Linked DNA regions of Homo sapiens: all the other regions are linked to region 2. The links are chromatin loops, found by intact Hi-C in ENCODE. Cell type or tissue: heart left ventricle. All regions are shown on one strand.

Region 1 (2,500 bases), 83 kb before region 2:
AAGGGCATTTGCTAATGTCTGGAGACATATTTGATTGTCATGAGTAAGAAGTCAGTGCTGCTGGTATGTAGAGGTCAGGATTGCTGCTCAACATCATACAATGCACAAGACAGAATCACGAAGAATTATCTCTCAAAATATCAGTAATGCTGAGGTTGAAAAACCTTGCTCTAGAAAAAGTACTTGCCTTGTGGGTATGTGTATGTGTGCGTCCCTACACACATGAATGTCAGGTGGAAGGTGAACATCCTTCCACTTAGACACTGGAATGAGTTTCACTGGGTCCCGCTCTATCCCAAAAGCAAGTTGGGCCATCCAACAATGTCAGAAAACTTCCAGGAAACCAAACAACACAAACAAAAAATGATGTGCCTAAACGTAAAATTCTATTTACCTTGAAGTTTGTCTTGTGACTAAATTCTTAGTCTTTTCACATGGTTCCCAAACCATAAGCATTCTTTATTACTTAAAATGAGTGTTTATAGAGCTTAATCTCTAATATTTGCTTATTTTTATTTTCTGTAACAAAAATAAATAATAAATCCCTTTTGTATTCTTAAAACTTGCACTATAACACCCATTAGCTAGACATTACAGCTTTTTAAATGAGTATAGTGGGCCTCTGGAGTATAGGTTGACGAGCGTGTATTTAGGAAGGCAGTTATTGACAGATTAACCTGCAGAAATCTCCTGTGCTTCTTTGTTACAGGATACAGCAAGGGTAAGGTACCCTTGAAGACATAAGAGAAATAACCATTTCATCAAGATTCCGGAATCAATAAGTGTCTGCAGCTGGAAGTGAATGGGTGCCTGGTCAGGAGAACAAAAGATAATAAGGTCAAAGGATGTCAGCAAATGCCACTCCACACTAGTGGAGGCAACCAGCCAGCGTGCTTTCTCTCCTGCCCATGTCAGCCCCGAACCAGGTATTTTATCCTAGAGAGAAAACTATGAGGCAAGCCAGTGTGAGCTCTAAGTGGCAAGCACAACAGGGAGTCTATGCCACTCCTCCTTGGGCCGGCCATGTTCCTCGGGATGGACATTGCCAGGACCCGAGCCTCCTCGAGTTGATTCCTGACAGCTCCACAGGGAAGGAAGGAGCTAGGCTTTTCTGAGAACAAGAATAAATGGAGAGGATTGGAGAAGTTTCTGAATCAAGAAGGCACAGGTTCCTGTTCCTGCTCTGACAACGGGCCAACCTGTTTTGGTTGTTTGAAGATCTACAGTGGGGGAAACACTAACCTATGCACTGGAAAGTTAAAGATGGAGACACAGTGCCACTTCTGAAAGGCTCACCATCTTGTGACAGAGATAGCAGCTGTCAACACACTGGCAATTGTGGTCTCTCATCCACTACATGGTGTGACGAGACACAGAGAATGAGTACTTTGTCCACAATCTGCTGTGTGACCTTCAGCAACCTACTTACCCTTTCTGATCCCCAGTTTTCTCATCTCTAGGATGAATGCCTGGACTAAACGATCCCCAGTGCCCTTCTCACTTTAAGGGCTATGAAGAAGTTCCCTTTTTCCTATGGAAACCCTTGTGTACCTACCAAAAACAAACAAACAAACAAACAAAAATGAAACGAAACGAAACAAACCTGCCTTTCTCTGTTGATGGCTGAGGTCAGTGCAATCAGAAAGCAGTGGTGTGGACTGGCACAGACCTCAAAATAAAACAGAACAGCCTTTAATCAGTGTCTAAGGGTTAAGATAATACTAGTATGTGACCTCTTGGTGGCCTGTCCAAAGTGTTCCAGTTAGAAGGTGGCCAGTGACTTGTAGAGCAATGTGAACCCAGGCAATCTAAGCTTTGGGAAGTCTCCAAGACTTAGAAAAAGAGCTGCTATGTGAGGACTACTGATCTATAATATATACCATATATAGCAAGGCTAGGTCTTCCAAGAGTCCCGCAAGAATGGAATGAAGAAATGGCTTTGTAATTCCCTTTCCCATCACTCATAAATTACTCATATCAGGGAAACAAACTCAAATCCATTAGCAACAGAGAGGAGTGCCATGTCATAGTTGGGTGGGAGCTACAAATGAAGAGATCTGAACTGCAGTAAATGTCAACATCTGTGTTTGGTACTGAGGGTTCCTGGAAGCACCCCCAAAAGAGTGGAAATATTATTAGAAGCACCTTTATTCACACCGAATCATTTCACTCAATTACCATTTACCCACTGAAAAACCAAAGCTACAGCATGTGATTACTAAAGATCTATAGGAGCAGAGTGAATAGAGCAGAATCATGTTTCTCTTTTGTCCTGAGGTGCAGCCTTTACACTGTTAAGCTCTCAGGATCCTGTATGTCAATCCATTCATTAATATAATAGAATCAAACTGAGTTTCAAGCAACAAGGATCATCTTGAGTTCAGCATTTTCATCTTAAATCTATTCCCTATAGTAGCTTTAAGATAAAGTAAACACAGGTAAGTCATTGAAATGGTTCAAGAACGCCCTGAAAGAGTAGATGTCCGTGTTTGGGGAGGAA
Region 2 (2,500 bases):
TCCTACTCTTTTGAAGAATCTGTTGTCCCTGTATGTCTTCTGTTTCTGTCTGAAGATCTATGTTTTCCCCTATCAATCACAAGAACAAAAGTAGCAAAAGTCATCTTATTTCTGGTTGTTACACGTAAGGAACGGAATGGCTTCTGCTTTCCAGGCTCCCATTAGAAATTGTGTTTCACTAGGGGTTTGCATCATTTTCTTTTGCCATTTGTCTGCAGTCATCCCACTTCAACTTACCAAGAGCCCTCCTGTTGCTATACAATGGCTTTTATAGGGTACTGGGTATGTCTCAGAGCCTCTTCATCCATAACCTTCCCTTGTCTTTTGATGTTCAGTTTCCATGGTGACAGTGTTAAGACCATTGAGAAGCCAACTGTAAAGCTTATGATAGACCCAAATCTCACAGTCACAGACACCACTCTAACACCAGGCGTGCCAGCCCCCACGCTAAACCTGCATATCAGCCAGAGTCTTGGCAGGTGACAGATGTTACAATCAAACTGGAGAACTTGAAAAAGGTTTAACAAAGGGGATATTTACAAAGGTGTGGTCAGGGTTCAGGTAAACCCACAAGGGGCATGCACTACCCTGAGCCAGCAACAGTGGGGAGCTGTTGCTTACCCCTAGGCCTAAAGAGGCAAGGGGTGGAGTCGATGCTAGAACCTGAAGTGAGTAGCTGAGTGGAGAGGGAGGGGGGCTTGTCAGGACCTGTGGCCTTTCATAGACAGACAACCAACAGTGACCTGGTAGAGAAGGAGTCCAGGGAATAAATACCCCAACCACACTCTCCTCCCACCCTCAGATATCCTGCTAAGTGCCCCCCGCACCAACTGGGCCCAACTTGAAGCAGAAGTCAAGGGAGCCGTTGCTGTAGCCATCGGGGTTAGTCTCTAGGAGCACAGCAGGGCAAAGGGTGGAGAATGGAATCGGAGGAGCATGTGGAAAATATTCAGCATATCCTGCCTGGGGGTCTCCAGGGTGACAGGGAAAAGATTTTCATTACAAAGTACATTAATGGCTGGGCTCGGTGACTCACACCTGTAATCCCAGCACGTTGGGAGGCCAAGGTGGTTGGATCATTTGAGGTCTGGAGTTCAAGACCAGTCTGGCCAACATGGTGAAACCTGATCTCTACTGAAAATACAAAAATTAGCCAGGCATGGTGGTGGGCACCTGTAATCCTAGCTACTCGTGAGGCTGAGGCAGGAGAATCACTTGAACCCGGGAGGCAGGGGCTGCAATGAGCCGAGATCACGCCACTGCACTCCAGCCTGGGTGACAGAGCGAGACTCCGTCTCGAAAAAAAAAAAAAAAAAAAAAAAAGTACATGAATGCTATAATTAAAAGCCATAGTAGTTCCTTCATAAGACCTGAAAATTACAATATAGAGATAAAAGATGGTTTTCAAGCCAACATAATAAATGCATAAGAAGAAATTTAGGAACAAAAAAGACAACAGCCTATTATGGGCTACCCTCAGTTACATTAGCTGTATTTATCCAAGGTCACCTCCTATTTACCCAGCTCCCCGAAGCCATGCTGGCTTTCTTGGTTTGGTTTTCCTCTTCGTTGTCACCATATTGTGAGACATGCCTGCTAAGTGGATGGAAGAATTAGATGACAGTCTGAGGCTACTAGTGAAAACTTTCAGTGGTATATAGAACAACTCTGGTACAAAATGATCTATGACACGGGAATATTTGGAGTTTCTTCAAGTAATGTTGAACCTGCTCAGCAAAACTGTCAATGATTTTCTATAATTACTTCTTATTGATTACAAATAAAACCGTAGGGCAATGGATTGCCCCGACTTAGAGCTCCATCCATTAATGAAACACGCATCTTCATGGCCAGGCACAGTGGCTCACACATGTAGTCCTAGCTACTCAGGAGGACAAGATGGGAGGATCCCTTGAGCCCAGGAGTTCAAAGTTGCAGTAGCTATGATCATACTACTATACTCCAGCCTGACAGACAGAGCAAGACCCTGTCTCTTAAAAAAAGGAAAGAATATACATATTCTTGCCCGGTTATTTCTATAACATAGCTGGGCAGAATATGTTGATACGTGGTTCATGATTTAACAAGGAAGAGAGGAGCAGCTAAAGAGACATTATCCTGGTATGAGAAAATGCCTGGGAAGAAGGAATTCAATTGCTACTGTATTGTCCTCTTCCTAGAGCACATGGGTTATTTACCAAGGAAGCAGAAGAGCAGGAGGGAGGTCTTTGCTCTGGAACCAGGATAAATGGAATGGCAAAGATCCCACTTCTCATAAAATCCTTGCATTTAAGGGGAGCTATGTCCCTAAGAGACAGTGGAGCTGGGGTGGCAAATAGCATAGTTTTTAAGTTCACAGTAGTAAGATCCAACAATAAACTATACAACCCAGAGAAATCAAAACCAAGTGCAAGATGAAGAGAAAGGGAAAATCAAAAACAGGGATAGTCCGGAAGCTATCCCTCAGTGTTTTTCTTACCCAGTGAAGGGAATAAAAAGG
Region 3 (2,500 bases), 70 kb after region 2:
CACCCCAGCCTGGGTGATGGAGTGAGACCCTGTCTCAAAAAAAGAAAAAAAAAGAAAAATATGTGTGTGTATATATATCTATATATGTGTGTGTGTGTGTGTATGTATATGTGTGTGTGAATATGTGTGTATATATGTATATATGTGTGTGTATATACATATATATGCACGTGTGTGTGTGTATATATATATGCGTGTATATATATATATATATATATATAATTAATGCACCATCCTTCTACTTGCCCTAGGTGCTCTAATGATTGAAAAGGTTTATTTTTAATAAAGATTAAAGTTGCAGAACTCTCTGATATCAAACTGACTAAATTTAGAAGCATATAACAAGAGCCTTATTAGTATCACAGTCTGACCAATTAAATTGCCAAAATCTAAACATGCTCTTTCTGTATCTGTTTGATCAGGAAAAACAAAAGGCACTGTGGTCTGATAGTTTTATTAGTGCTCTTGTCTTTTATCCTATTTGGATCTCCATAAATGTTTCAATTCCTACCAGCAAGATTCACTCCTTTCTTTACTAGTATATTCTTAATAAACCAAAGCATAAAAACTAGGGATGTTCTGCTTAAATCAGGTTACCCATCTGTGATACTAGGAAGTGAGAATATCCTGAGCTTTAACACAGCCACCTTCCAGACACAAGTCTTCATTTAGGAACTACAGAATGCTATAAATTAAATTAAAGTGAAAAATAGTAGCAAAAAAAATTCTGATTTAACATATACCCTGCACCAGGCCTCATGCTAAGAACTTTTTAATACTTTTTCATTATTTATTCCTATTAGATAAATCCTTAGGAATCTTATAGATTCATTTATTCATTCAATCAGGAAATAAACAAGGGGCTGGAATAAAGAACAACAGAAAAGGCAGATTTAAATTGATTGGGTAATTAAGGGAACACAAGGAACTACCCACAGAAAGAGCAAGGAAAAGATCATTTCAGACTAGGGGTGTACATTCAAAAGCTATACGTGAGATGGAGGGCAAGCCTGACACGTTCAGAGACTGGAAAGCCAAAGGCTTGAACAGAACATACATGAGCTTAAATAATCACACTTCAAAAGTTGGAGAGATAAGCAGAGACCAGTTCGAAAACCTGAAATTTGTTTTTTAAACTAAATGTAATGAAAGATCATTTAAAGACTTTAAGCAGACAAATGGTGTGATCTCCACATTTTATGATCAATTTTTACTGCTACATGGAGAATGGATTCGAGGGGAAGAAGAATTGAAGTTCAGAGATTAGTTTGGAGCTGTTACAGTAATTGGGCTGAAAGATGATGGTAGCCCAAAATGTGATGGGAATAAAGCTGAAGAAAAAAAATAAGAAGAATAAGATATTTTGGAGGTAGAATTGACAGGATTTGCCGATGGATTAGACATGAGGCTGAGGAATAGGGAAGAACCATGGATGATGCTTAGGTTTCCGGCTTCAGTGATCAAGTATATTGCAGTTCCGTTTCCTGAAATGGAGGATGCTGGGATGGGGAAGATAAGAAAGGGAAAGGTTTGGCCAGGCACGGTGGCTCACGCCTGTAATCCCAGAACTTTGGGAGGCCGAGGCAGATGGATCACTTGATGTCAGGTGTTCAAGACCAGCCTGGCCAACATAGTGAAACCCTGTCTCTACTACAAATACAAAAATTAGCTGGGTGTGGTGGTGGGTGCCTGTAATCCCAGCTACTTGGAAGGCTGAGGCAGGAGAATTGCTTGAACCTGGGAGGCAGAGGTTGCAGTGAGCCAAGATTGCACCCCAGCCTGGGCAACAGAGTGAGACTCCGTCTCAAAAATAAATAAATAAATAAATAAACATAAAAACTAAAAAAAATAAAAGAGAGAGAAAAAGAAAGGGAAAGGTTTTATGGAACTAAGTTTTGTCAGTGAGTTTGAGATGTCTGCTGTAAGATACCCAGTACAAGTTTAAATGAGTTGTTCCGTGTTTGAGTTTGAATCTTAGAGAGGTCTGGGCTACAGATACAAATCCAAAATTGATCCACATAGTGGTAGTATTTAAATCCATGGAAATTAGTGAGATCATTTATGGAGCTAGCGCATGAAAGGAAGAAGAAAAAGAAGAATGCTAACATGTAACGGTGGGATAGGGGAGTTAAGATAGAAAGAAAACCAGGAGTGGGTGGTATTGAATAAACAACAAAAATAGCATCTTGTGAAGGGAAAAGTGGTCACTTATCTCTCTCGGTGTGCAGGTAAATGTTTAGTATGTGGCTGTCAGGAAAAAAGGCCCTGATTTGTAGCATTTGCTGATTTTTGTGGTGTAAATACTGTCACTGTGGCTAATAATTTCAAGCTACCAACACTCCTTCACTGAACTTGGAAAGAAATGTTTGCAATAAGCTGTCCAGTATCACTCCTGCAGCGTGCCAGGGCAACACAGCTGCTGAGAGGGAGCATAAAATAAAGAAGGAAAATGTGCACTGAACTTGGCAACACGGAAGCTGTTAGTGACCTTCATGAGAGT
Region 4 (2,500 bases), 65 kb after region 2:
GAAGGTAAAGCATATTTTTTCCTTTGTTAAAAAACGTAGTTTTGGGCCGGGCGTGGTGGCTCATGCCTGTAATCCCAGCACTTTGGGAGGCTGAGGCAGGCAGATCACAAGGTCAGGGGTTTGAGACCAGCCTGCCCAACTTGGTGAAACCTCATCTCTACTAAAAATACAAAAATTAGCCGGGTGTGGTGGCACGTGCCTGTAGCCGCAGCTACTCGGGAGGCTGAGGCAGGAGAATCGCCTGAACCCAGGAGGCAGAGGTTGCAGTGAGCCTAGACTGTGCCACTGCACTCCAGCCTGGGCAATAGAGCAAGACTTAGTCTCAAAAAAAAAATAAAATGGATTTTTATAATACAGTCACGTTCTCCCTCTTTCATCCAGGCTGGAATGCAGTGGTGTGATCATAGCTCACTGGAACTTCACTCTCCTGAGCTCCCGCCTCAGCCTCCCAAGTAGCTTGGACTACAAGAATGCCAGCTATGGGATGCTCAACTAATTTTCCTTTTCCCTGTAGAGGCAGGGTCCAACTATGTTGCCTAGACTGATTTTGAACTTCTGACCTCAAATGATCCTGCCACCTTGGCCTCCCAAAGTGCTGGGATTACAGGTGTGAGCCATCACACCCAGCCTAAAATGTTTTTTAATTTTTGGTTTTCATCAGTTTGACTATGATATACCTATGTATAAGTTTCTTTTATTCTACTTAGGTTGCACTTGTCTTTTAAATCTTTTAAATATTTTTTCTGCCCCGTTCTCTATCCCCACCCTCTCCAATTATAAATATGTTAGACTGCTTGTCTATGCCCCACATGTCTCTTTTGCCCCATTTTTTTCTTCCATGATTTTTTCTGTTTCAATTTGGATCATTTTTATTGACCTGTCCTCAAATAGATTAACTCTTTCTTTGCTGTGTTCTGCCTGTAAAACTCACCCAAAGTGTTCTTAATTTCAGATAGTGTCCTTTTCATTTCTAAAATGTGTTTTTGATTCTTTCTAGTAGATTCTACCTCTGTTGAATTTCTCTCTCTTTTCATGTTTTTCCATATTTTTTCTATTTTGTTTAACTTATTAATCATAATTATTCTTAGAGTCCTTGTCAGTTAACTCAAGTATATCAACCATCTGTGGCTTTGCTCATATTGTCTGCTTTTTCTCTTGGTTATTGGCCATATTTTCCTGCCCCTTCACAAATTTTGTAATTTTAATTGCATGCCAAACATTGTATATAAAATAATTGAGGGTAACTGGCCATGTATTTATGGCAGGATGCCTCCTCCTAGTGGGACTTTGTCTCTTAAGTACCATGAAATTGGGATATTTCACTCTGCCTCTCTGGCCAAGTCTCCCAGCCTCCTGCATCACCCAAGCATCAGCATATGCTCCTGTGTGTTCAGTTCTACACTAGTTTATAATCTGTCAAGCCAGCCCCACGCAAGCACCAAGAGTCCCTCTAGTCAAGCATGATTCTTAGTCTTCACTCAGAACTGACAAAAATCCCCAGGGAGGAAAATGGCCAGAGATTGTCAGCTCCCTTAGGAAGTACTCCCCTCTCTCTGCAATGTTAGTTCATATGGTGTTCATTGTTTCCACAGCTCTCTCACTAAGGTCTCTCACTAAATCTTTTGCACTATGATTTTGGTAACTTATCCTTCTTTTTCTTAGGTGTTGCAGCAAGAGCGCTGGCCTGCCATGATCTGCTACATTCTACCTGGAAATACAAGTCAGAAGTCAGCCTGTCATATTTTTTCAAAAGGTGACTTGTCAAAATGAGACTTCTTTCATAAAATCAGTCTGGTTGGGCATGGTGGCTCACGCCTGTAATCCTAGCACTTTGGGAGGCTGAAGTAGGTGGATGGCTTGAGCCCAGGAGTTTGAGACCAGCCTGGGCAACATGGCAAAATCCCATCTCTACAAAAAATACAAAAATTAGCCGGGCATAGTGTCACACACCTGTGGTCCCAGCTACTCAGGAGACTGAGATGGGAGGATCACCTGAGCCCGGGAGGTTAAGGCTGCAGTGAGCCAGGATTGGGCCACTGCACTACAGCATGGGTGACAGAGTGAAATGCTGTCTCAAAAAACAACAACAAAAAATCTCTCAATCTGTCCAAATAGTTAGATTGTCTTCAGTAATCTTTCCATCGCGATCTTGCTTTGTTTCTACTACTACTCTGATGCTACATAATTAAGGTCACCAATCGTTGTCACTGTCTTTCCAAACCTGTTGTTCCTTACTTCCTCCGGCCATTCTTCCTTGTCCCCCTCCCATTCATCATCCAGACACACACACACACACACACACACACACACACACACACACACACATACATTTTAACAATACCAAACTCCTTGTAGTTCCCCTAAATGAATCATGTTGTTTCCCTTACCTGAAATGCCCAATCCCTTTTTTATTTTCATTGCTAACTCCTCTCATCTTTCCAGAGTGTTCACGTCTACCAGGAGTGTTCTTGTCCCTCCCATTCCTTTCTACTCTAGCTCC

Evidence for each region. Peaks named below come from ENCODE experiments on the same cell type or tissue, not always from the same donor. Only the 100,000 strongest peaks of a DNase experiment are listed, where the experiment ranks them.
Region 1: it touches region 2 in a loop (2.6-fold over the local background); 5 of 110 quality-filtered maps call a loop at or near these places.
Region 3: it touches region 2 in a loop (2.8-fold over the local background); 26 of 110 quality-filtered maps call a loop at or near these places.
Region 4: a loop joins it to region 2, with 2.5 times the contacts of the local background. A loop is called at or near these places in 45 of 110 quality-filtered maps.

What each region holds. Positions count from the first base shown.
Region 1 is chr10:114,628,278-114,630,777 of GRCh38, forward strand. The region is part of intron 1 of ABLIM1 (actin binding LIM protein 1); the gene reads right to left. Among named protein-coding and RNA genes, the nearest start is that of ABLIM1, 29 kb to the right of the region's middle. In heart left ventricle, no CTCF peak of the experiment used is centred here; a DNase peak (open chromatin) is centred at 1,018; H3K4me3 peaks cover 2,393 bases; H3K27ac peaks cover 2,500 bases.
Region 2 is chr10:114,711,055-114,713,554 of GRCh38, forward strand. It overlaps a transcript of ABLIM1 not described here. Among named protein-coding and RNA genes, the nearest start is that of ABLIM1, 54 kb to the left of the region's middle. RefSeq lists an enhancer at 710-1,209. In heart left ventricle, no CTCF peak of the experiment used is centred here; no DNase peak of the experiment used is centred here; H3K27ac peaks cover 1,448 bases.
Region 3 is chr10:114,781,468-114,783,967 of GRCh38, forward strand. It overlaps a transcript of ABLIM1 not described here. Among named protein-coding and RNA genes, the nearest start is that of FHIP2A, 39 kb to the right of the region's middle. In heart left ventricle, no CTCF peak of the experiment used is centred here; no DNase peak of the experiment used is centred here; H3K27ac peaks cover 113 bases.
Region 4 is chr10:114,776,289-114,778,788 of GRCh38, forward strand. It overlaps LOC101927692 (a long non-coding RNA gene), which reads left to right. Exons shown (of 3, transcript NR_120628.1): 3 at 1,663-2,500. It also overlaps a transcript of ABLIM1 not described here. Among named protein-coding and RNA genes, the nearest start is that of FHIP2A, 44 kb to the right of the region's middle. In heart left ventricle, no CTCF peak of the experiment used is centred here; no DNase peak of the experiment used is centred here.